Regions from separate parts of the Homo sapiens genome. Here region 1 is linked to region 2. Evidence: read pairs that join two places in POLR2A ChIA-PET (ENCODE). Cell type or tissue: GM12878. All regions are shown on one strand. Each heading gives the region's core, and the rest is flanking DNA. Links, peaks and the distances in the headings are about the cores only. Region 1 overlaps IQGAP1 (IQ motif containing GTPase activating protein 1). Region 2 overlaps IQGAP1 (IQ motif containing GTPase activating protein 1).

Region 1 (11,515 bases), core at 2,139-10,138, 97 kb before region 2:
ACCCTGCCCATTGGCCTGGCATCATGGAAAGGTGCCTGGTCTATTTTATGGAGGCAATCATAAAACTGGGTGTGGTGATTTTTGTTGTTGTTTAAGGCTTTGATTTTAAAAAATCAAGGTTGGAAGCACCTATTTAGATTGTAAACTAGAGAGGACAAAGGAAAGAAGCCTGGGAATGTTATGGTGAGAAAAGAGGACTAGAATCCCTGTCAGCCACCTATGTGGCTGCTGCCACCCCTAAAAAGTGTTGTGAGTGCACCAAGGACAAATGGCATGCTCTTCGTTATTAGTGAGCTATTAACCTCTTCCAGTTCTTTCTCCTACCTTGGTGAACCGGCCTGTATCTTGTGTGTTCCGAGGGCCCCTCTTTCCCCTCTAGCGCTAGACCCAGTTTGCCTTTTTGGTTTGGTTCCATCCTGTTTCCTCCATAACCTCCACCCCTCCCAAGTTGGAGGAGCCCCAATATCTGGGATTTACAGTAACTCTAAGGCCAGGAATAAAGATCATAGAGATTGGAGGGAGAAAAGCTTCCCCTCTTCAGTTCTATTTATAATACCTCTACTTCTACTAAAAGCTCCACCTTTTAGTACAGTGGCCCCATTGTGTATCCTAGGGCACTCCATTTTCTCCTCTGCCTGTAACAGAGCTCTTTCTTGGGAAAAGAGAGGAGTGTGTAGAGAGTGAATATGACTGTGTAGAGGCAGTGAGTATAAGTAAGAGAGTATAAGTGTAGAGAGACGAAAGTTTTCTGTGGCTGTGGGTTTGTGTTTCCCTGAAAGGTTAACTGGGAAAATTTAGGGGTAATTCCTATAAATGAGCACTGGGAGTGGTTGAGAAATAGAAAATGTAGAGATTTCTGCTTTTCTTCATTGTTTGGAGAGCAGCTTCAATATTGAAATTAAGCCGCTGTTCTAATGAGATATCACCTAACGATTCAAGGCTTTTTGCTAAGGGCTGCACAATAGATCAAGGATACATCTTAAATTATTATTTATGCTTAAATTGAAGCTTATTTTTATCCTTTTGCCTGTTCTTATTGAGTTTTACATTTGTTTAGGCTAAGGAGCGGGGTTTTTTTTGTTTTTTTGTTTTTTTTTGAAACGGAGTCTCGCTCTGTCGCCCGGGCCAGAGTGCAATGACGCTATCTCGGCTCACTGCAAGCTCCGCCTCCCAGGTTAACGCCATTCTCCTGGCTCAGCCTCCCGAGTAGCTGGGACTACAGGCGCCCACCACCACGCCTGGCTAATTTTTTGTATTTTTAGTAGAGACGGGGTTTCACCGTGTTAGCCAGGATAGTCTTGATCTCCTGACCTCGTGATCCGCCCGCCTTGGCCTCCCACAGTGCTGGGATTACAGGCGTGAGCCACTGCGCCCGGCCGGCTAAAGAGCAGTTGTATAGGAGCAATGAATACCGTTTCACTCAGTTGAAGGAGGTAACATTTAAATATGTGAGGTATGTTCAGTGCTTAGGTCTTGGACAGGAGGAAGTAACAGATCAGAATAAGGTTCAGGTGAAAAGAACCAAGAAGAGAACGTGTCAGGCAGGACAGAACAGGGAATTCTGCAAGTGAGAAGAAAGTACGATTAGTACTGGAAATGGAAGAAAATTCAGCTAGGTTAAAGGTCACAGGAAGAAAGTTAATTCCAGCATTCTCTGAGTTTCAGACAATTCCTGGTGTGCGCTTTCAAGTCTGTCATGGGCCACCTTTCTGCTGCTGAGTGCCCGTACCCTAGCTCAAGGAATAGGGCACACCCCTCTTGTAGAAGGGAAGGTAGGAACGCTGGCTGGTTGGAGACTGTCAGCAACTCCACGGTGATAAGTCGAGCTTAGCACTAAGTAGAAGTATGTCACTTTCTGTAATTTAGAGGAATTGAAAAGGTATCTTGGAAAGAAATTAGTTCTTGGGAACAAAGTCTTTTTTGTGCATATGTCTTTACTGTTGGCATAGAGCATTTTCTGGGATGGGCTCTTCAGATCTCCTCTCCCTGTAAGTGATTTCAGAATTCCATGAATGTTGGGATATGTCCAGGCTGGCACCCTGGGATCATGAAAATAGAAGTTAAGACATTTAAGAAGCAAGAAAACAAAATGGGTAGGTGAGGTGACTAGGAAGAATATCATGCCCAGCACTTCTAGAATTCTCAAAATGAGGAGCATCACTTAAATTTTGAGGGGGATCATTTTTAGGATGGTGACCCAAGCTCTCTTTGTACAGATGAGAAGTCTAGTTATCTCATGAGACCCAGTGTGACTAAAGGACCATAGCATGTAGCTGCGTAATGGCACGGTGGCACTAGGAGCTGATCCATTCATTTATTTATAATTACCAAGGGGAAGTATGGGGTGAGATTTATTCTTAACTCTTAAAATGGTGACATACACTATTTTAAGAATAAACCTCCATTCTTTTTTCGGATATTAATTTAGTGCAACGGCCTTGGACAGGCTCCACCATAAGAAGTGGGTTGCATTTAAAAGTGTATTTATTAAAAGTGGTTGAAGCTGAGTGCTTTTCTGTATTGTAACACTGTTGCAAATGGGGAGTATTCATTCCTAATGTGGCTGCCGAAAGCTTTTTACCCTACCATGTAGCTGAAAATTTAGCAAAAAAAATTTTTTTTTTTTTTGGAGACGGAGTCTCGCTCTGTTGCCCAGGCTGGAGTGCAGTGGTGCGATCTGGGCTCACCACAACCTCTGCCTCCCGGGTTCAAACGATTCTCCTTCCTCACCCTCCCGAGTAGCTGGGATTACAGGTGCCCACTGCCATGCCTGGCTAATTTTTGTATTTTTAGTAGAGATGGGGTTTGACCATGTTGGCCAGGCTGGTCTCCAACTCCTGACCTCAAGTGATCCACCCGCCTCGGCCCCCGCAAAGTGCTGGGATTATAGGCGTGAGCCACTGCACCCAGCCTAGCAAAATTTAAAATTAAGAAATGTAAAGAGTTGAACTAGTTAGTACCCATTATTATTAAGAAAAGTCATGTGGCTCTATATTCTCATAGTACGAATAATTAAGTAAAATAGAAATTCAAAAGTATGAATAAAATTTCTTTGAAAATCTTGAATGTTGAGATATCTTGCCACAGTGAAAAGAATCAGACTTTCTGTTTTGGCAGGTGTGAGTTCTGATTCTGGTTTTGCAAGTTGCTTAACGTCAGGGAGTGAGCCCAAATTTGTCCTTTGCAGAATGGGAACGCTATGCATCTTACAGAGCTGCTGTGATGGTTAATTGCTTGGCACAGTGAAATACAGTAGGCACTCAACAAACTTTTTTTTTTTTTTTTTTTTTTTTGAGACGGAGTCTTGCTCTGTCGCCCAGGCTGGAGTGCAGTGGTACAATCTTGGCTCACTGCAACCTCCGCCTCCCAGGTTCTCACCATTCTCCTGCCTCAGCCTCCCGAGTAGCTGGGACTACAGGCGCCTGCCACCACACCTGGCTAATTTTTTACATTTTTAGTAGAGATGGGGTTTCACTGTGTTAGCCAGGATGGTCTCGATCTCCTGACCTCGTGATCCACCTGCCTCGGCCTCCCAAAGTGCTGGGATTACAGGCGTGAGCCACCACGCCCGGCCTGAACTCAATAAACTTTTATCCAAGCACCTGGATAAAGGATATCCTGAATTTTTTCTTTTCTTTTTTTTTTTCTTTTTTTTTTTTGAGATGGAGTCTCACTCTTGTTGCCCAGGCTGGAGTGCAGTGGCACTATGTTGGCTCACTGTAACCTCTGCCTTCTGGGTTCAAGCGATTCTCCTGCCTCAGCCTCCCAAGTAGCTGGGATTACAGGTGCCTACCACCATACCCAGCTAATTTTTGTATTTTTTAGTGGAGACGGGGGTTTCACCATGTTGGCCAGGCTGGTCTCAAACTCCTGACCTCAGGTGATCCACCCGCCTTGGCCTCCTACAGTGCTGGGATTACAGACATGAGCCACTGTGCCCGGCCTCCTGAATTTTCACATTAAATCTGCAAAAGGAAAAGCAGATTTAATGTGAAGATGACAGGAATTTTCTGGGCACTTTCAAGGTCCTAAGGTTGGTAGCCCTAGTTTTTTCACTTCAGACCTTAGCTTTTATCTGAAGGAAAACACCAGAAACAGAAGATACTTCTAGGGAGTGGAATGGGGGTAGAGGGTGTGAGATTTCCTTTTTACTTAATACTGTACTATATATTTAAAATGCTTTTTACAGTGATAATTTTATAATAAAGGAAAAGAAGGGATTAAGTAAAAGGAAAAACTGTGTATATAATTTTTAGATATAATCACAAATTCAGATTTTTAAGTTACTACACAGATGTTCCTCGATTTAGGAGGGGGTTATATCCCAATATTGTAAGTCAAAATGCATTTAATACACCTAACCTACTGAGTATCATAGCCCAGTCCACCTTAATTGTGCTGAGAATACTGATGTTAGCTTACAGTTGGACAAAATTATCTAGCACAAAGCCTATATTACAATAAAGTATTAAGTATCTTGGCTGGGCGCGGTGGCTCACACCTGTAATCTCAGCACTTTGGGAGGCCAAGGCAGGTGGATCACTTGATGCCAGGAGTTCGAGACTAGCCTGGCCAACATGGTGAAACCTCATCTGTACTAAAAATACAAAAAACATTAGTTGGGTATGGTGGCGTGTGCTTGTAATCCCAGCTACTCTGGAAGCTGAGGCACAAGAATCACTGGAACTGGGAGGTGGAGGTTGCAGTGAGCTGAGATCACGCCACTGTACTGCAGCCTGGGTGATAGAACCAGACATTGTCTCAAAAAAAAAAAAAAAAAAAAAGTGAATATAGGAAATCTTCCTTGAAAAAACAAAGATACTCCTACCTCAGCTTCTCAAGTACCTGGGACTATAGGCCCACTTCACCTCACCTAACTAATTAAAAAAAATTTTTTTTTTTGTAGAGATGGGGTTTCTCTATGTTGCCAGGCTGGTCTTCATCTCCTGGGGCTCAGGCTATCCTTCGCTAAAGTGCTGGGATACAGGCGTGAGCAGCCACACCTGGCCTGTATTGTCTTAATTTACTATTTTCAGTGGCCATCTAATGTTCATAATTTATTTAGGTTTATTCCTGTTTAAAGTTCTATTGCTTTGATTGCTGGAGAGTTTAAACATTTTCTTACATATTTGTTTATCAGTATTATTTTCTTATGCAAATTTTCTGTTTTTGTTATGTGCCTGGCTTCTAGGGTCATGATGTTAACTTTTGTGAGCTCTTTTATAACATGGACTTGACTTTCTCTCGTATTTGCTACAAACATTTTCCCTTGATGTTTCATTGTATTTGTTTTCTTCATTGTAGTTTTAAATTTTATTGAGTTTAAATGTCAGTCTTTCGATTTGTAATTTCTTCTATCAACTCGAAGTCTAGATAGTTTAATTTCTCTAAAACCTTGCCAAAATTTTCAGTTTAATAATCGATTGGCTTACTTTTTATATATTTGTAGAGATGGGGTCTTGTAATGTTGATTGTAAGGGGAACTTATCCCGAACTTCTGGCCTTAGGTGATCCTCCTGCCTCAGCCTCCCAAAGTGATGGAATTACAGGCCTCTAATATCCTTTAAAAACCAGCTGTTTATTACCTATTAGCAATTCATGTCTGTTTTGTCAAATATTATGTATATATATATTTCTAGTTCTGGACTTTTAAATTATGGTGAACCATATTTCATTTTTTTGAGAAAAATATATATGACTTTGTTATACTTCTTATCATTGAGAAACAACATCTGAAGCTAGCTTAATTTTAACTCTATGACAAGTAACTTGATTTTTTTTTCCTTTTTTCGTGACTTGAAATTTGTAGAATTGTTGTTCCTTGAGGTATAAACATTTCCCCAGTTAACATGTTAGGGTTGCTATTGGCTTAGCAATTTTGCCTGCAATGTGGAGACTCTTCTTGGTTTATAATGTCTCTTGTTTGTTTATTTTAGCTTTAGGAAATTGTCCATTATGCCTGTGGTGATTAGTTAGATCTGTGTAGTCTATTTTATGGCTCTTCTTCATTTTGTTTACGTTAAATAAGCGTTCTAGGTATGTGTCTCACATACATCTTTTGTTGCACTGACTTGATTTTCTACAGTCTTGATATTTTTTCCTTGGTTCTGTTAATGGTAGTTGCTTTGTCCTATTGTAGTTTATATTTTTAATTAATTCCTTTTCCGTCTCCATTCTTGTTAATAGCTTAAATGATCTCTTTTTAGTTCATGAAGAAGAGTGTGGCACAAAAGATCCTTTCAAGGTGAAAAAAAGGAGCAGGTAGCCAAGATAGTTGGGTTACATAGTTTACCACTTCCCTTTATAATCCGTAGGTGTTGAAATAGATGTGGCCATGAAAAACCAGTGTTAATCGGGCAGCTGAGTGTATGGATTGTCCACCAGTCAAGGTTGGGGAAAAAATCTGGCTGGGCTAAGTGTGGCCCGTTAGTTTGACCTCATTTGGCATGTATTTCTTCTGGTCTTACAGGTCAGAGCAACTGTTTTTATATATTTTAATGTCCCTAATGACAAAATAGTAAAAATACATTTGAGGACCCAAGTTGGCATGTTCTAGGAATTTCATTTTCCGGCTTAGTGTGGTGACCTGCCTCTGATTGCTGTACAATTCCTTCTGCTTCACAGTGTCACATCTGGGGATACCAGTTGGTAGTGGAACCTGTTTTGGACATTTTTAAGCCTTGTGGTATCTGATGGACTCTTGGTTGTTTCTAGCTGGTGCTAAATAAACCCCTTGACAAGAAGTATTTGTGTAAGAAAGCGCTGGTAGGCAAAGTGAGAACATCCGGAAGTGATTCATATTACTGTGGTTGTTTGCTTAACTCAGGACTTGGTTGCCTAGAGACCATATCGTTGAGTTAGCCGAGTGAAGTGCCAGTGGAACCTGGAGGGCCTGTGGCCTACCGGATCAAATCAGGGCTCTGCTCCTTAATTTTTCTCCTGAAGTCTCCTAGCAATCTGATTGATCTCTGTGGTTTGACAGTGCGTGAATTAAAAAAATCTTAAACATATTAATGTTTAAGAAAGATCTGGTTAATGGTTTATTTTGAAGAGTAAGAGTTTACTTGCTGAAGTTTGAATGTTGGGTTAAAATTTTTTAAAAAAATAGTTGTATGTTGGGAAGAATTAGTTATTTCAATAAGGCATTTTATTCTAGAAACCTCAGTACTTTAAGGCAGCTAAAGGAAAGCCAAAATAATCCCCCAAAACAAAAAACCAAAAACCTGCAATTTGCAAGGCAGTCATAATCTAAAATATTTTCTGTCTGTCCCAAAGTCAGTGTATTCCCCTTGCCTCTCCCCCTCTTCCTCATTGTCATGATTAGTACCGTTTATTGCATACTTTCTACATGCAAGGCACTGTGCTAAGCACTTTATATGCTTTATCTAATTAGCTATTCTTGAAGCCCTGTGAGGTGCTTATTATCTACATTTAACAGATAAGAAAGCAAAGCTCAGAGAGGTTAACTCATTCATCTAATAAGTGGTTGATCCAGATTTCAGGTTTGGCAAGAACTCTGAAGTCCTTTCTCTTAACTGCCATGTTAGTCTGCTGCTGCTATACTTCTGGTTCTAAAAATAATGACAACAGTAGTAACTACTGTTAATTAAGCAGAATGATGATGAAATTTACATATTACATTATTGTGAGATAGGCATTATTTTTATTTTAAAGAGGGAAAAAAATAGAGTTGATAACACTTTTCCCAAGGTCATATATTGGAATTCAAGCCCAGGTTTGTGACACCAAAGCTGGTGCTCTTAACTTCTGCAGATGCTGAAGTGGCAACATTTAAGTCTAACCTCTTTAACTGGTGCCCAGAGACATTAAGTAACTTGTGTAGTTTTCAAGTCAGTGAGGGAACTCCATCAATTTCCTGCCACTTATTTTGGAGTCTCTTCCACCTGCCACCTGAGGGAAAGTCTCCAGTTGTCTTATGTATTTTTGTGTCTAACTAGCTTGTTGGACCCTTCCTAATTGCTTCCCTTCTTCATAACCTGGTATCTGCTTTGAATTCAGCTTAGAAAGGTGTTCCTTCCTACCACTTTCTTGTTTGTTAAAGAGTTACCTCATACAGACAGGAGTGGCAAATTGGATTGGAAATTGCTTTGGATCATTTGGCAAGAACTGTATTTTTGGGGTTGTGGGAGGAGGAGAGGCCTGTCTAAAAGCTCTATTTCTTCTTTACTCAGAATACCTTCCTGTTGACTCATTGGAAATCATAACAAAAAGCAGAAGGAATATTGGAGAGGCAGCTGCCAGCCTAGGGCTTGGCTTCTGTTGGGGCAGCTGTTTGGGGATTTAGACACACTGGGCTCTAAGAACTGTGAGGTTTCTGCAGCAGAAGGAAATAGTATTACTCTGATAGGTATTTATTCATAAGGTTAAAAAGTGTCAGACTATTGCTTGGGATTATTGATGAGCAACATAAGAAACTAAAAATATTTTCTCAAATAGAATTAACTGGTGATCCTAAAAACAGAATGAATTGAGGAATACAAGAGGGAGTGGGGGCAAAATTAGAAAAGGAAAAGTTGAAAAGAAGAGAAAAAAAACTTACAATCATTAAAAATAGGAAAAAGATAACATTTAAATAGAAAAAGTCTCACAGATATGCATGCAGTAGGCATTAATCAGCAGGTCATTTTACTGTAAGTAACATACATCTCAGATGACCTTTAAAACAGCTAAAAGTAAACAAAATTTGTCTTTTATTTAAATGACTATTATAACAAAATGTTTTTTTGGGCTGGGCCCTGTGATTCACACCAGTAATCCCAACACTTACGGAGGCCGAGGAGGGAGGATAGCATCAGGCCAGGAGTTCATGACCAGCCTGGGCAACATATTAAGACCCTGTCTCTACAAAATATAAGAAATAAAAAAAAGCCAAACGTGGTGGCACACACCTGTAGTTCCAGCTACTCGGGAGGCTGAGGTGGAAGGATCACTTGAGCCCAAGAGTTCGAGGCTGCAGTGAGCTACGATCACACTGCTGCACAAAAATGTGTTTCTTCCCTGAAGACATGCTATGTCATTAGTTTGGGCAATACCTTTTCATAATTGATAGTTTAAAAAGGTAGTGTTTGACAATGGCTTGACTTTTGGGGTTTTCCTTAAAAATTTGAGAATCCCCATAGGAATGTTTTTTAGATAGATTTGGTCTTAATTTAAAATTTTTAAATTTAAAACATTTTTTTCTTAGAAATAGGTAATACACAGACGTGATACATAATTCAGAGACTATGCAAGTATATAACACTGAAAAAAAGTCTATATCCTTAGTCTTCTTTCTCTAGCTATTCAGTTATTTTCCCCACATGGAACTGCTATCATGATTGTGTCTCTTTCCGGAGATATTCTGTGCATGTAAATACAAATTACTTTGATTTGTTTAGAAGTGGTTGCACACTGTACATTTTGCTTTACATCTTTTTGTTGTTGTTTTTTGAGATGGAGTCTTGCTCTGTTGCCCAGGCTGGAGTGCAGTGGTGTGATCTCGGCTCATTACAACCTCCACCTCCAGGGTTCAAGCGATTGTCCCGCCTCAGCCTCCCAAGTAGATGGGACTACAGGCAATCCGCCATCAGGCCTGGCTAATTTTTGTATTTTTAGTAGAGACAGGGTTTCACCATGTTGGCCAGGCTGGTCTTGAACTCCTGACCTTAGGTTATCTGCCCGCCTTGGCCTCCCTAAGTGTTGGGCTTACAGACATGAGCCACCGTTTTGCTTTGCATCTTAAAATTCATTCCATATGAGTGAATGTGGAATGAAGTGCCTCTTTTTTTCCTTCACAGTTTTAGTTTTCGGTTTTGAAGTTAACCTGTCAACGGACATTTTCTCCTCAGCTTTTGCTGTTATAAAAAGTCACTTTGTAGGTATGCCATTGTGCATGTATGAGTATTCTTGCAGGATAAATTTCTAAAAGTGTAATTTCTGGGTCAAAGGGAATATGCATATTTAGTTCTCAAAAATATTGCCAATTTGCTCTCGTAAGAGGTTGTACCAGTTTGCACATCTGCCTGTCAATAATGTACATATAAGAAGGCTGTTTCCGCTTTAATTTTACCAACCCAGAGTATTACAGATTTTTTACATTTGCCAGTTTCATAGGTGAAAATGGTATTTCATTGTAGCTATTTTGGATTATCTAATTATGAGTGAAGATGAGCATCTTTACATGTGTTTAAAAGCCATTTGTATGTTCTTTTCTGTGAACTTTTTCGGTAGAATCCTTTGCTCATTTTTCTATTGGATTATTCATCTTTTTCTTATTCATTGTGGTAAGAGCTCTTTATATATTGAGGAAATTGGCTCGTTGTACACCGTGGGTGTTATAAATATTCATTCCACTTTGTCCTTTAATTTTTTTTTTTTGAGAAAGTCTCATTCTGTTGCCCAGCCTGGCGTGCAGTGGCCCGATCTTGGCCAGGTTCAAGCGATTCTTGTGCCTCATCCTCCCGAGGAACTGGGATTACAGGCGCGTATCACCACACTCAGCTAATTTTTGTATTTTTTTAGTAGAGACAGGGTTTTGCCATGTTGGCCAGGCTGGTCTTGAACTCCTGATCTCGGGTGATCCACCTGCCTCGACCTCCCAAAGTGCTGGGATTACAGCCAAGAGCCACCTCACCTGGCCATTGTCCTTTAAATTTTGACTTTGTATTTCAAATAAAGTTTTAAAACATATTTGAACTTACTAATATTTTACTTTTAGTTTTTGAATTTTTTGCATGATTTTTAAAGAGTCTTATCTATACTGAGATTATATAAAAACATTCTCCCATGTTTTCCTCTAGTATGTTTAGGATGTAAAGTGTTTTAATATTTAACTCTTTGATCCATTTGGAATTTATTTTGGTGTGAGGAGTAAGATAGATCCTGCTTTTTTGACTTTTGAATCGTATTTTACATTTTGAGTCTTAGCAGTGTCTTAGGAAATGTGCTCTGGAGGGTGTCTTGTGCTCTAGTTTATGAACTGATATCTTAATTTTTTTCAGAACAAGGCAGCTTCAACTGTTGAGCTTTTTGAAACATATGGCTTAACTATCATTTTAGGGAATTTGGTTAGGATTTTCCAGAGTGCTTTCAAGCAAGTTATATTGTAATGCTAAACAGATTAATATCGTGTAGTAAAGTTGGCGTTGAGAAAACAGGTTTTGAATTAACAGCTTTGACATAAAGACTGTGAAGAGATTACTAGACTTGCCAAACTAACATAATTTATTCTTTGTGTAAAGGAGAGTGCAAATTTGGAGTTTGAAAAACTGTGTGGCTGACTTTCTAGATCAGTATTTTTTGAGGTATATTGTGCTGTGACATTAAAGAAAGGGTTTAGTGGTGAAATAAGCTTCAGAAATACTGAGTTAAACCAAGCCAAATATTATTCAAGTGGCAAATTATTTGGAATCTTTGTCATAGACTTGTAAATTCTGAGTCTCCAAGGCAAAGGATAGTGTATGCAATATTCCTCAAACCTACTTTATCAATAGTGTTCCAGGTTTTTTTTTTTTTT
Region 2 (11,515 bases), core at 1,955-9,954:
AGGTGGCTTATTCCATGGCCTAAATTACTAGGGAGAGGACCTTAACTGGAGCCTCCTATGACCTTAAAGAATTTGTCTTCAGCCTTAAAGAATTCTTCCAGATCTTTTTCATGATTACTGTGAAATATAAATTCACATCAAGCTGATTAAATCGTTGATTTGTATGAATCATCTCAAGCGAGGGGCTTTGGTGAGGACTAAGAGTTTAGGTGTTCTGTGCTGTTGCACTAAGATAATATTATGCACACCTGAGAACTGGTAGTTGATGTATTATAGTTCTCTTTTTCTCCCTTTCCCAACAAAATATTTAAGAGGTCCAAACCAGCTTTGCAAGTAAATTCTAAAAATGTGTAAGTCTAAATGTAACACATTTCCCTGCTAGAAGATACAAATGGGGGAAGAAAATTTGAGATCTGAATTTCTCTGTTAATTTGTGAAAACAAATTACTGCCTGTTGAATGTATGGTTAGGTCAGGCACCGTGGCTCACATCTGGAATCTCAGCACTTTCTGAGACCAAGGCAGGAGGATCGCTTGAGACCCCATCTCTACAAAAAAAAGTTTTTTAATTAGCCAGATGTGGTGGCATGTGCCTGTAAGTCCTGGCTACTCTGGAGGCTGAGGTGGGAGGATCATTTTAGCCTGGGAGGCTGAGGCTACAGGAAGCCGTCAACCACTGCACACTCGAGCCTGGGCAACAGAGTGTCTAAAAAAAAAAAAAAAAAAAAAAGTAGGTAGTCATATTTAAGGCAGAGTTAAGCATTGCTGGGTTGTAGTGTGAAATGATAATGATAACTGTCGTTATTTTTCTAACTTTAATAATTATGTCTCAGGATATTCGGAATCAGCGGAGGTACCGACAGAGGAGAAAGGCCGAACTAGTGAAACTGCAACAGACATACGCTGCTCTGAACTCTAAGGCCACCTTTTATGGGGAGCAGGTGGATTACTATAAAAGCTATATCAAAACCTGCTTGGATAACTTAGCCAGCAAGGGCAAGTGAGTATTTTTTCTTTTTAAAGAATCAATGTCAGAATTAGAGTGAGGAAAAAGCAGAGGCAACTGAAATGACACTGGAAATTTTTACTTAAAATACACTGGATCTATTTATTGCATTAGTCTTTTATTTTACCTCTAATCATTTGTGTAATTGCCTAATTCCATTTGTAAGTGTATGATGTGAATAGTGGGTGGGGGATTTCATGGATGCTTATCGCTAAGTATTCCTTTTGCAAAATATCTTCTTGGGGCCTGTCAAGGTGGCTCACACCTATCATCCCAGCACTTTGGGAGGCCGAGGCGGGTGTGTCACTTGATGTCAGGAGTTCAAGACCAGCCTGGTCAACATGGTGATACCCCATCTCTACTAAAAATATACAAATTAGCTGGGTGTGGTGGCACGCACCTATAGTCCCAGCTACTTGGGAGGCTGAGGCAGGAGAATTACCTGAACCTGGGAGATGGAGGTTGCAGTGAGCCACGATTGCATCACTACACTCCAGCCTGGGCGACAGAACAAGACTCTGGAAAAAAAAAAAAATCTTCTTGGCCTTAGAAATTAAAATCATGAAAGGAGATCATCTGCTGGTCCCAGAATCACTTAAGGAATATTATACAAATTTGGGTCCCCTTGCTCCTCTCTATACTTCCTGGGGACAAGATCACAGGCTCTGATTTTTTTTCCTGGGTGCTGAGGAAAGTCTGATCCAGCCTTCTTGGCACTGGCCACAAACTATCAGCATGCCCATGTTACAGGGAGGGAATTGAAAACCCAGAGAGGTGGGTGATAAGAGCAGGTTTTACTTGCAGGGTAGTTTATTATTTATTCCTAACTTTTTATTTTAAGAGTTTTCAAATCTCAGATCGAATGAATAGAACAATAAGCACCCATGTGCCCTTCACCTAGATTCACCCATTTTTAATATTTTGCCATATCTGCTTCCCATTTCCCTGGCTCTTGCATGTCCTCTGTTTCTCTCTTTCCATGGAAGACTCTCTGGGGTCAGGCATGGGTGATGGAAGGGATGAAAAACAGGCCCACCTAACCCTGCTTGCAGATCTGACTCCTGTGAGCTTTTGATGTGTTTTCATTGTTCCTTGTGCACTTCCTGACTTTCTGACACAAGATGTTTCATGTTCAACCTGTAGTTTCCCCTCCCCAGGGCCAGAATGAACTGTTTCTCCAAGCATGCCTGGTTTCTTTGAATGAAGAATGGTATTTAGAAACCAAGATCTAGAACTAGGTGTGTTCACTGCCAGATTTGTCATGGCCTCCAGGCCTTCTAAGCAGACAGACCTAGATTCTCATTTTTTTTTAATGCTGCATATTATTCCATTATGCAGATAGATATAACAGTTGACTTCAGCAGTTCTCCATTGATGGACATTTAAGTTGTTTCCAGTTGTTTGTTATTATTTTTTAAATTCTGCAGCAAATAACCTCTTGTACATATGTCATTTTGCAAATGTGGGCATATTTCTGAAGTTAGCACTTCTTGCCTTGATTATCCTAATAGCCTCCTAACCTGTTTCTTTTTCCTTATTTTCATTCATCTGTAATTGCTGTGCTGGCTTAAACGCTTTTAAAAAGTATTTGATGACATTTTAATTTTTTCCCTACACAGCTGAGGGGCGTAGAGTAACTCCTTCACTCCTGGGATTCAGTACCATTCCCTCAGCTGGCATACGAAGCTCTCCTAGTTACTTGTTAGGTACTTAAGTTCCCAGAAGGACATGGGAGGATTAAGACACTGTTAAATTCATGGGAGTGTTCTCAAATATAATTTAAACTAAAAATAGAAGCAATTTAGTAATATTTCCCCTGTTTTGCAGAGATATTGCTTAGGCTAATTCTAACATTTGTTTGCCATTTTAGAGTTGGTATGTTACTTATGCTTATGTCTGGAAGTTTGGTTTCTGACATGTTTCCTTCAGTTACCAATGATGAAGATTCAGAGTAGATGGTTACTTATAGAAAGTGACATGATGTGATTTTTACAGAGTCTCCAAAAAGCCTAGGGAAATGAAAGGAAAGAAAAGCAAAAAGATTTCTCTGAAATATACAGCAGCAAGACTACATGAAAAAGGAGTTCTTCTGGAAATTGAGGACCTGCAAGTGAATCAGTGAGTCTTTGCTTTTTGTTTTATAAGTTGATTTTTATTTCTACATTTATCACATCTTTGCCTTTTTGTCTTCATTTCTCTTTTCTGGATGGTTACTTTTAGTATTTTTTATGTATTTATATATTTTTATGTGTAGAATTAGGCCTCATACTCAGAGTTAATTTGTCATAAAAGAGTTTTTCTTTTCCTTGTTTGTAGAACATTTGTCTCAGGTCATGTTCACTTATTTGGGTCTGATCTTAATTTTTCCTCATTAAAGCAGGAAGCCATTCCTTGGATTTCTTCTGTTTCTGAACCAAGAATAAATTAAGAGTAACAATAAGAGGAGTTTGCTTTATTCCACTTATAGCTAGGAACCAGGCACTTATCTTCATTTGCTTTTCTGGGAAGTATCAGCTTGCTTTGCACGTGGTTCATGGACCTGACATGTCATCCTCCCACAGGTCCTGGGCCCAGCGTCATTAGCAAGCATTTATTGAGCATCTGCTCAGTCAGCCCTGTGACCTCAGGCTACTGATCTTTCTCTTCTTTTGTCTGTTTAGGGGGGGAAAAAAAACAACTTTTAAAAAAAGAACCTTTTACATTTTTCTAATTCTAAAATAATATGTATTCGTTATTAAACTTTGAAAATACAGTAAAGCATAAAAAAGAAAACACCTGTAATTCCACAAGCCAGAGATAACCACTGAAATCGTTTTAATGTATTTTTTTCTATTCACATAAAGATTATACACGACTCACCCACTTATGTATTTAACTACTTTATATATAAATACATATATATATATTTTTTTCTTCTTCTTCTTTTTCTTCTTCTTTTTTTTTTTTCACGGAGTCTCTCTGTCACCCAAGAGTACAGTGGCGCGATCTCAGCTCACTGCAGCCTTGGCCTCCCAGGTTCAAGCAATTCTCCCACCTCAGCCTCCCAATTAGGTGGGACTACAGGCATGCACCACCACACCCAGCTAAGTTTTTGTATTTTTAGTAGAGATGGGGTTTCACCATGTTGGCCAGGCTAATCTCAAACTCCTGACCTCATGTGATTCACCCACCTCAGCCTCCTTTGGGATTACAGGCCTTTATTATTATGTTATTATTATTATTATTATTATTATTTATTATTATAGGTCATTATCTTCCACTACTGTTCAAGTGCCTACCTCTATTTGCCTTTCTGTCTTCTTTTTAATTTGCTCCTATGGGCTTAGAAACTAAATAGCCAACTAAATCTGGTAAAATTATTTATCACTTAAGATAAATATGTTTAAGGAATAACCCGTGAGGCGTTCCAGTTGAATAAGATGCATGTGTGTTTCAGTGCATGGGTTTTTGTGACTTCTTTAACTCTCAGTGACCTTTTTGCATCTTTCATGGTTCTCAGCCCTGTTCGTAATAGGTAAGGCAGCTCCATAGTTGAGTTCTGGAAATCTGGGGTGCTATACTTTGATCATCCAGAGAACAGCATAATCCCTTTTTTTTTTTTTTTTTTTTTTTTTTTTTGAGACGGAGTCTCGCCCTATCACCAGACTGGACTGCAGTGGTGATAGGGTATGGTACTCAGCTCACTACAACCTCTGCCTCCCGGGTTCAATCAATTCTCCTGCCTCAGCCTTCTGAGTAGCTGGGACTGCAGGTGCATGCCACTATGCCCAGCTAATTTTTGTATTTTTAATAGAGATAGGGTTTCACCATGTTGGCCAGGATGGCCTCGATCTGACCTCGTGATCCGCCCGCCTCGGTCTCCCAAAGTGCTGGGATTACAGATGTGAGCCACTGTGCCCGGCTGCATAATACCTTTTCCTTTTGGCCCCCCAAAATTTCCTGGCACGTAACATATTGTGAATGAGTGATAACTTAAATACGTTCAATAATAACAATTTATCTTTGGTAATACTGAGTGTGCTTATATACACAGCACCTACTCTTTCTAGAAAACCTCCTCCCTTGGTGCTTTTTATACGGACCCCCTTTTGTTTATTTACTTCTCCCAGTCCTCAAACATGCATGTATTCAAACACATACACCCTCTCCTTCCCCAGTGTCCTCCGTTTTCTCCTTTTATCATTAGGTTTCCTTTTTGGCCATGTGGAAGTGAAGAGAATTCCTATGATGTCATCCCTTCACACGCCACTTGTGGAACTCCTCAGTGGTTCCTCTTTGATAGGATGTAAGTGCTGCAGGCAGAGAGAGGTTGCCATTCCTCTCTCCAAGTCCCAGAGCAGATGGTACTTGGGCTTGGCAATCTGTGCTGCTTCAGCTGCAGAAGTACTTTTGACCTGTATTTTCTGCAGCCCTTTTCACTCTTGAAGACTTGGTTCATCTCCTTTCCCCATTTCACAGAATATTTTTATATGAGAATATAAAAACCATACCCTTACGATGTTATCTTTCAACAGGTTTAAAAATGTTATATTTGAAATCAGTCCAACAGAAGAAGTTGGAGACTTCGAAGTGAAAGCCAAATTCATGGGAGTTCAAATGGAGACTTTTATGTTACATTATCAGGTGGGTATGCACCAGCAGGAACCAAAAACTTTCTGGATGAGATTCTTGTCCAAGTAGGAGAAATAGATAAAGAGGAGACTCATCTGAGGAAAGCTGTCTACATTCAGCAGTGAGCTAGGCTCCACACTGCGGGGAAAGAAGCTGAGGGTTTCAGCATGTCTGGTTTGGTGTGTGCGCTCTGGAGAGCTTTTGCAGATGTCACTCTTCAGAAAACATTTAGCTGAAGCTTCCACTTAGTGCTGCCACTAAATCGAGCTGACACCTTGGACTTGAACAAAATGCAGAAGTACACATGCTGACACTGCAGAATTCTAAGCCCACTCAGTAGCTTGAAATCTTTTTGTCATTTTGATTTGATATAGGTACTTAAAAGTTAGATACATTCTGACAAGGTGTGTGTAAAGTTTATGTTTGTAAACTGAATTCTATCTTAAATCCAAAAAGAACTCGGGAGTAATTCATTTTTGTAGCATAAAGATCCCTAAGTTTTATTTTGAAATATCTGATTTTTACACGTTAAAAAATAACAGGGCATCGAGAGGATTCCTAGGTGACATCCAGACTCCTTTAGCTTTGTGTGTGTGGCACCGGTTAGTCTGCTTCTCTCTCCTTTCTTGCACTGCTTCACACAGCCATGCCCTGCCAGCCCGGGCAGGTGCCTTCCTGTCAATGTACATTTGGGCTTCTGCTCATGCTGCCCTCCCTCCCCTCCCCTGCCTCCCAACCCCGCCCCTTTTGTTCCTCCATGGAGTACTTCCATGGGTGTGCCTCCCCCAGCCAAGCCATAATAGGTGGTTTCCCCTTCGCTTCTGTAGCCCTTGCAGACATCCTCTGTTTACAGTAGGTGTTGACTTACTTCCCCTCTCCCCGCTAAAGCCATAAACTCCTTAAGGACAGGTAGCATTTCTTAGTCATCTTCGTTTCCTTCTCAATGACCAGTAGACCATTAAAACATGTTAGCTAAACAAATGTGAAATGATTTTGTGATGCACACAGCTAACTAAAGTACTTCCACCAAAAAAAAAAAAAGAATAGGAACCTCTTATTCCCTCAGTTTCACCAAATTATTTTTTTAATTTAAAATTTTTTATTTACGTGGAGTTATCAGAACATATTTTTATTTTTAAATTTTTTAACCAAATCATGTTAGGCCAACCAGTCTGCCTGTGGTAATTTATTAATTTATGTACAAATTCATTAAATGTGGGGTAACTGCCAGGTGTGGGGTATTCTGTTAGGCACAGGTCCCAGCAGCCCTCATGGAGCTGCTAGGATTTTTCCAACAGATAATTGAACTTGTGGGGTCCTTTCTTTTTTTGGAGGGGGGGGCAGAGTCTCGCCCTGTCTCCCAGACTGGAGTGTAGTGGCGTGTTCTCCATTCACTGCAACCTCCACCTCGTGGGTTCAAGTGATTCTCCTGCCTCAGCCTCCTGAGTGGCTGGGATTACAGGCGCACACCATCACGCCCGGCTAATTTTTTTTTTTTTTGAGACAGTTTCGCTCTTATTGCCCAAGCTGCAGTGCAATGGCACAATCTCGGCTCACTGCAACCTCCGCCTCCTGGGTTCAAGTGATTCTCCTGCCTCAGCCTCCTGAGTAGCTGAGAATATAGGCGTGCACCACCACGCCCCAACGCCCAGCTAATTTTTGTATTTTTAGTAGAAACAGGGTTTCGCCATGTTGGCCAGGCTGGTCTCTAACTCGTGACTTCGTGATCCGCCTGCCTCGGCCTCCCAAAGTGCTGGGATGACAGGCGTGAGCCACCACACCCGGCCTTGTGGGGTCCTTTCAAGACTTTTGACCCTTGCTTTCTCATCACCACTCTTATAAAGTTCAGAAGTGAGACCACTCAGATTTCTTAAACTTGTTCAGGACAATGGTGAAAGTAGCAGGAAAAGCGGGAGCATTGCAGTCAGATCTGGATTTATCGCCTCCATCTCTGTCCTGTTGTGCAAGTCATTTAACATCTCTGAGTCTCAGTAGCTCATCTTTAAAGTTAGAATAATCGCACCTCATAAAAATTTTTGTGAGGACTTTAAAAGATACTATGTAATGTGCTTACACAATGCCAAGCACATGGCAGACACCTAATAAAACATCAAGTTCTCTCTTTTCCCCTTGCCTTCGGGATAGAAAGTGTTCTCATATGGAATAGAAATTAAGAATCTATCAGATAGTATTAAGGTGACATTACTAGCCTTATCTCATTTCCCCGTGCTTAGTATATTTCATCATAGGTTTAAATGCTTCACCTTTTCCAGATTTATTAAAACTAGTGACCCATAACATGGATGAAATGGGAAAATGTCATTGTGACTTCTGAAATAAAAAGCTTAGATGTGTGTGGCAATTGAACATGTTTCTTTTTCTTTCCATGTATGATGAATTTTGATATGAACAACATGACTTCCTAACTCCAAATCAACCAGAAGCCTCCCTTGGCCAATGTGCCCTATTGCTCCAGCTCTCAGGCTGGTTGTGCAGTGGGTAGTTGCCTAGCGTGGAACTTTTCTTTCGCCCCAGTTCACATCTGGCACACAAGGCAGGCCTCAGTCCATCTGGATCCCTCCCTACATTGTGTCCTTTTTCCTTGTTCCACAGACTTGATTAACTGTCAAAATGTTTTGTTTTGTTTTGTTTTGTTTTGTTAATAGGACCTGCTGCAGCTACAGTATGAAGGAGTTGCAGTCATGAAATTATTTGATAGAGCTAAAGTAAATGTCAACCTCCTGATCTTCCTTCTCAACAAAAAGTTCTACGGGAAGTAATTGATCGTTTGCTGCCAGCCCAGAAGGATGAAGGAAAGAAGCACCTCACAGCTCCTTTCTAGGTCCTTCTTTCCTCATTGGAAGCAAAGACCTAGCCAACAACAGCACCTCAATCTGATACACTCCCGATGCCACATTTTTAACTCCTCTCGCTCTGATGGGACATTTGTTACCCTTTTTTCATAGTGAAATTGTGTTTCAGGCTTAGTCTGACCTTTCTGGTTTCTTCATTTTCTTCCATTACTTAGGAAAGAGTGGAAACTCCACTAAAATTTCTCTGTGTTGTTACAGTCTTAGAGGTTGCAGTACTATATTGTAAGCTTTGGTGTTTGTTTAATTAGCAATAGGGATGGTAGGATTCAAATGTGTGTCATTTAGAAGTGGAAGCTATTAGCACCAATGACATAAATACATACAAGACACACAACTAAAATGTCATGTTATTAACAGTTATTAGGTTGTCATTTAAAAATAAAGTTCCTTTATATTTCTGTCCCATCAGGAAAACTGAAGGATATGGGGAATCATTGGTTATCTTCCATTGTGTTTTTCTTTATGGACAGGAGCTAATGGAAGTGACAGTCATGTTCAAAGGAAGCATTTCTAGAAAAAAGGAGATAATGTTTTTAAATTTCATTATCAAACTTGGGCAATTCTGTTTGTGTAACTCCCCGACTAGTGGATGGGAGAGTCCCATTGCTAAAATTCAGCTACTCAGATAAATTCAGAATGGGTCAAGGCACCTGCCTGTTTTTGTTGGTGCACAGAGATTGACTTGATTCAGAGAGACAATTCACTCCATCCCTATGGCAGAGGAATGGGTTAGCCCTAATGTAGAATGTCATTGTTTTTAAAACTGTTTTATATCTTAAGAGTGCCTTATTAAAGTATAGATGTATGTCTTAAAATGTGGGTGATAGGAATTTTAAAGATTTATATAATGCATCAAAAGCCTTAGAATAAGAAAAGCTTTTTTTAAATTGCTTTATCTGTATATCTGAACTCTTGAAACTTATAGCTAAAACACTAGGATTTATCTGCAGTGTTCAGGGAGATAATTCTGCCTTTAATTGTCTAAAACAAAAACAAAACCAGCCAACCTATGTTACACGTGAGATTAAAACCAATTTTTTCCCCATTTTTTCTCCTTTTTTCTCTTGCTGCCCACATTGTGCCTTTATTTTATGAGCCCCAGTTTTCTGGGCTTAGTTTAAAAAAAAAATCAAGTCTAAACATTGCATTTAGAAAGCTTTTGTTCTTGGATAAAAAGTCATACACTTTAAAAAAAAAAAAAACTTTTTCCAGGAAAATATATTGAAATCATGCTGCTGAGCCTCTATTTTCTTTCTTTGATGTTTTGATTCAGTATTCTTTTATCATAAATTTTTAGCATTTAAAAATTCACTGATGTACATTAAGCCAATAAACTGCTTTAATGAATAACAAACTATGTAGTGTGTCCCTATTATAAATGCATTGGAGAAGTATTTTTATGAGACTCTTTACTCAGGTGCATGGTTACAGCCCACAGGGAGGCATGGAGTGCCATGGAAGGATTCGCCACTACCCAGACCTTGTTTTTTGTTGTATTTTGGAAGACAGGTTTTTTAAAGAAACATTTTCCTCAGATTAAAAGATGATGCTATTACAACTAGCATTGCCTCAAAAACTGGGACCAACCAAAGTGTGTCAACCCTGTTTCCTTAAAAGAGGCTATGAATCCCAAAGGCCACATCCAAGACAGGCAATAATGAGCAGAGTTTACAGCTCCTTTAATAAAATGTGTCAGTAATTTTAAGGTTTATAGTTCCCTCAACACAATTGCTAATGCAGAATAGTGTAAAATGCGCTTCAAGAATGTTGATGATGATGATATAGAATTGTGGCTTTAGTAGCACAGAGGATGCCCCAACAAACTCATGGCGTTGAAACCACACAGTTCTCATTACTGTTATTTATTAGCTGTAGCATTCTCTGTCTCCTCTCTCTCCTCCTTTGACCTTCTCCTCGACCAGCCATCATGACATTTACCATGAATTTACTTCCTCCCAAGAGTTTGGACTGCCCGTCAGATTGTTGCTGCACATAGTTGCCTTTGTATCTCTGTATGAAATAAAAGGTCATTTGTTCATGTTTGTGTTTTTCTCAGTTTCATTGTTAACAGTTCCTGCTAAACACCTTGACTAGAGTGAGATGTATCAGTTAAAATCACAACAGCAGACAACCCCTTCCTTTTAAAGGAGAAAACGTAAGTCCACCATCAGATCATTGAATGTCTCAAAGTGACTTTTAATGTGTGAACGTGTGACTTTAGCCTTTTTAATGAATATGCTTAAGTTATCTTCACCATAAAAAGAAGGGTGTTGCGGGAAGCAAACATTATATGTCACTTAATTCTGATTGACGAACGGTGGAAAGTTTAAAATTGCAACAGCATTTAACCTTTTTTGACCAGCATACTGTTGTTGAGCACATAGACTGTGCCCCTTAGGGGGTTCCTATGTCACTTGGAAGTCACCAGAAAAGACTAGGGGATGTTGAATGTGGAAAAAGTAAATCACAGCAGTAAAAAAAGAAGAAAAGGGGCTGGCGTAGTGGCTCACACCTGTAATCCCAACACTTTAGGAGGCCGAGGCGGGCCGGATCACCTGAGATCAGGAGTTTTAAGACCAGCCTGGCCAACATGACGAAACCCCTACTAAAAATACAAAAATTAGCTGGGTGTGGTGGCACACGCCTGTAATCCCAGCTACTCAGGAGGCTGAGGTAGGAGAATCACTTGAAGCTGGAGGCGGAGGTTGCAGTGAGCCAAGATCACACCACTGCTGTCCAGCCTGGGAGACAGAGCGAGACTCCATCTCAAAAAGAAAAGAAAAGGCTTCCTTGTCAGAGGGCAGCCTTACTTAAAAATACAAACATGTACATAAGCATCCTGTTGTGTTGGTAAACTGTGGCCAGACTATATTGGAAAATTAGTGACAGGTTGAAATAAGGGGGGAAACGGAATAATTCTAAAATAGGGAAAATGAAAAATTGGAGGTGATGGTTTGTACGAGTGGTTGGAGATGACCGCATGCTCCTCTGAGGAAGAGTGAGGGGAAGAGCATGGCTCTCCTGGT

The links. ChIA-PET counts read pairs that join two places held together with the same protein. Peaks named below come from ENCODE experiments on the same cell type or tissue, not always from the same donor. Only the 100,000 strongest peaks of a DNase experiment are listed, where the experiment ranks them.
Region 1: POLR2A ChIA-PET joins it to region 2 with 10 read pairs; 6 of 35 experiments call an interaction of 5 or more read pairs at or near these places.

What each region holds. Positions count from the first base shown.
Region 1 is chr15:90,394,242-90,405,756 of GRCh38, forward strand. All of the region lies in intron 2 of IQGAP1 (IQ motif containing GTPase activating protein 1), which reads left to right. Among named protein-coding and RNA genes, the nearest start is that of IQGAP1, 12 kb to the left of the region's middle. RefSeq lists enhancers at 788-1,289, 1,290-1,789. In GM12878, for the core only: no CTCF peak of the experiment used is centred there; a DNase peak (open chromatin) is centred at 6,800; H3K4me3 peaks cover 512 bases; H3K27ac peaks cover 909 bases.
Region 2 is chr15:90,491,713-90,503,227 of GRCh38, forward strand. It overlaps IQGAP1 (IQ motif containing GTPase activating protein 1), which reads left to right. Exons shown (of 38, transcript NM_003870.4): 35 at 833-999; 36 at 3,001-3,123; 37 at 5,520-5,628; 38 at 8,283-10,527. The coding sequence ends at 8,396. Among named protein-coding and RNA genes, the nearest start is that of CRTC3, 32 kb to the right of the region's middle. In GM12878, for the core only: no CTCF peak of the experiment used is centred there; no DNase peak of the experiment used is centred there.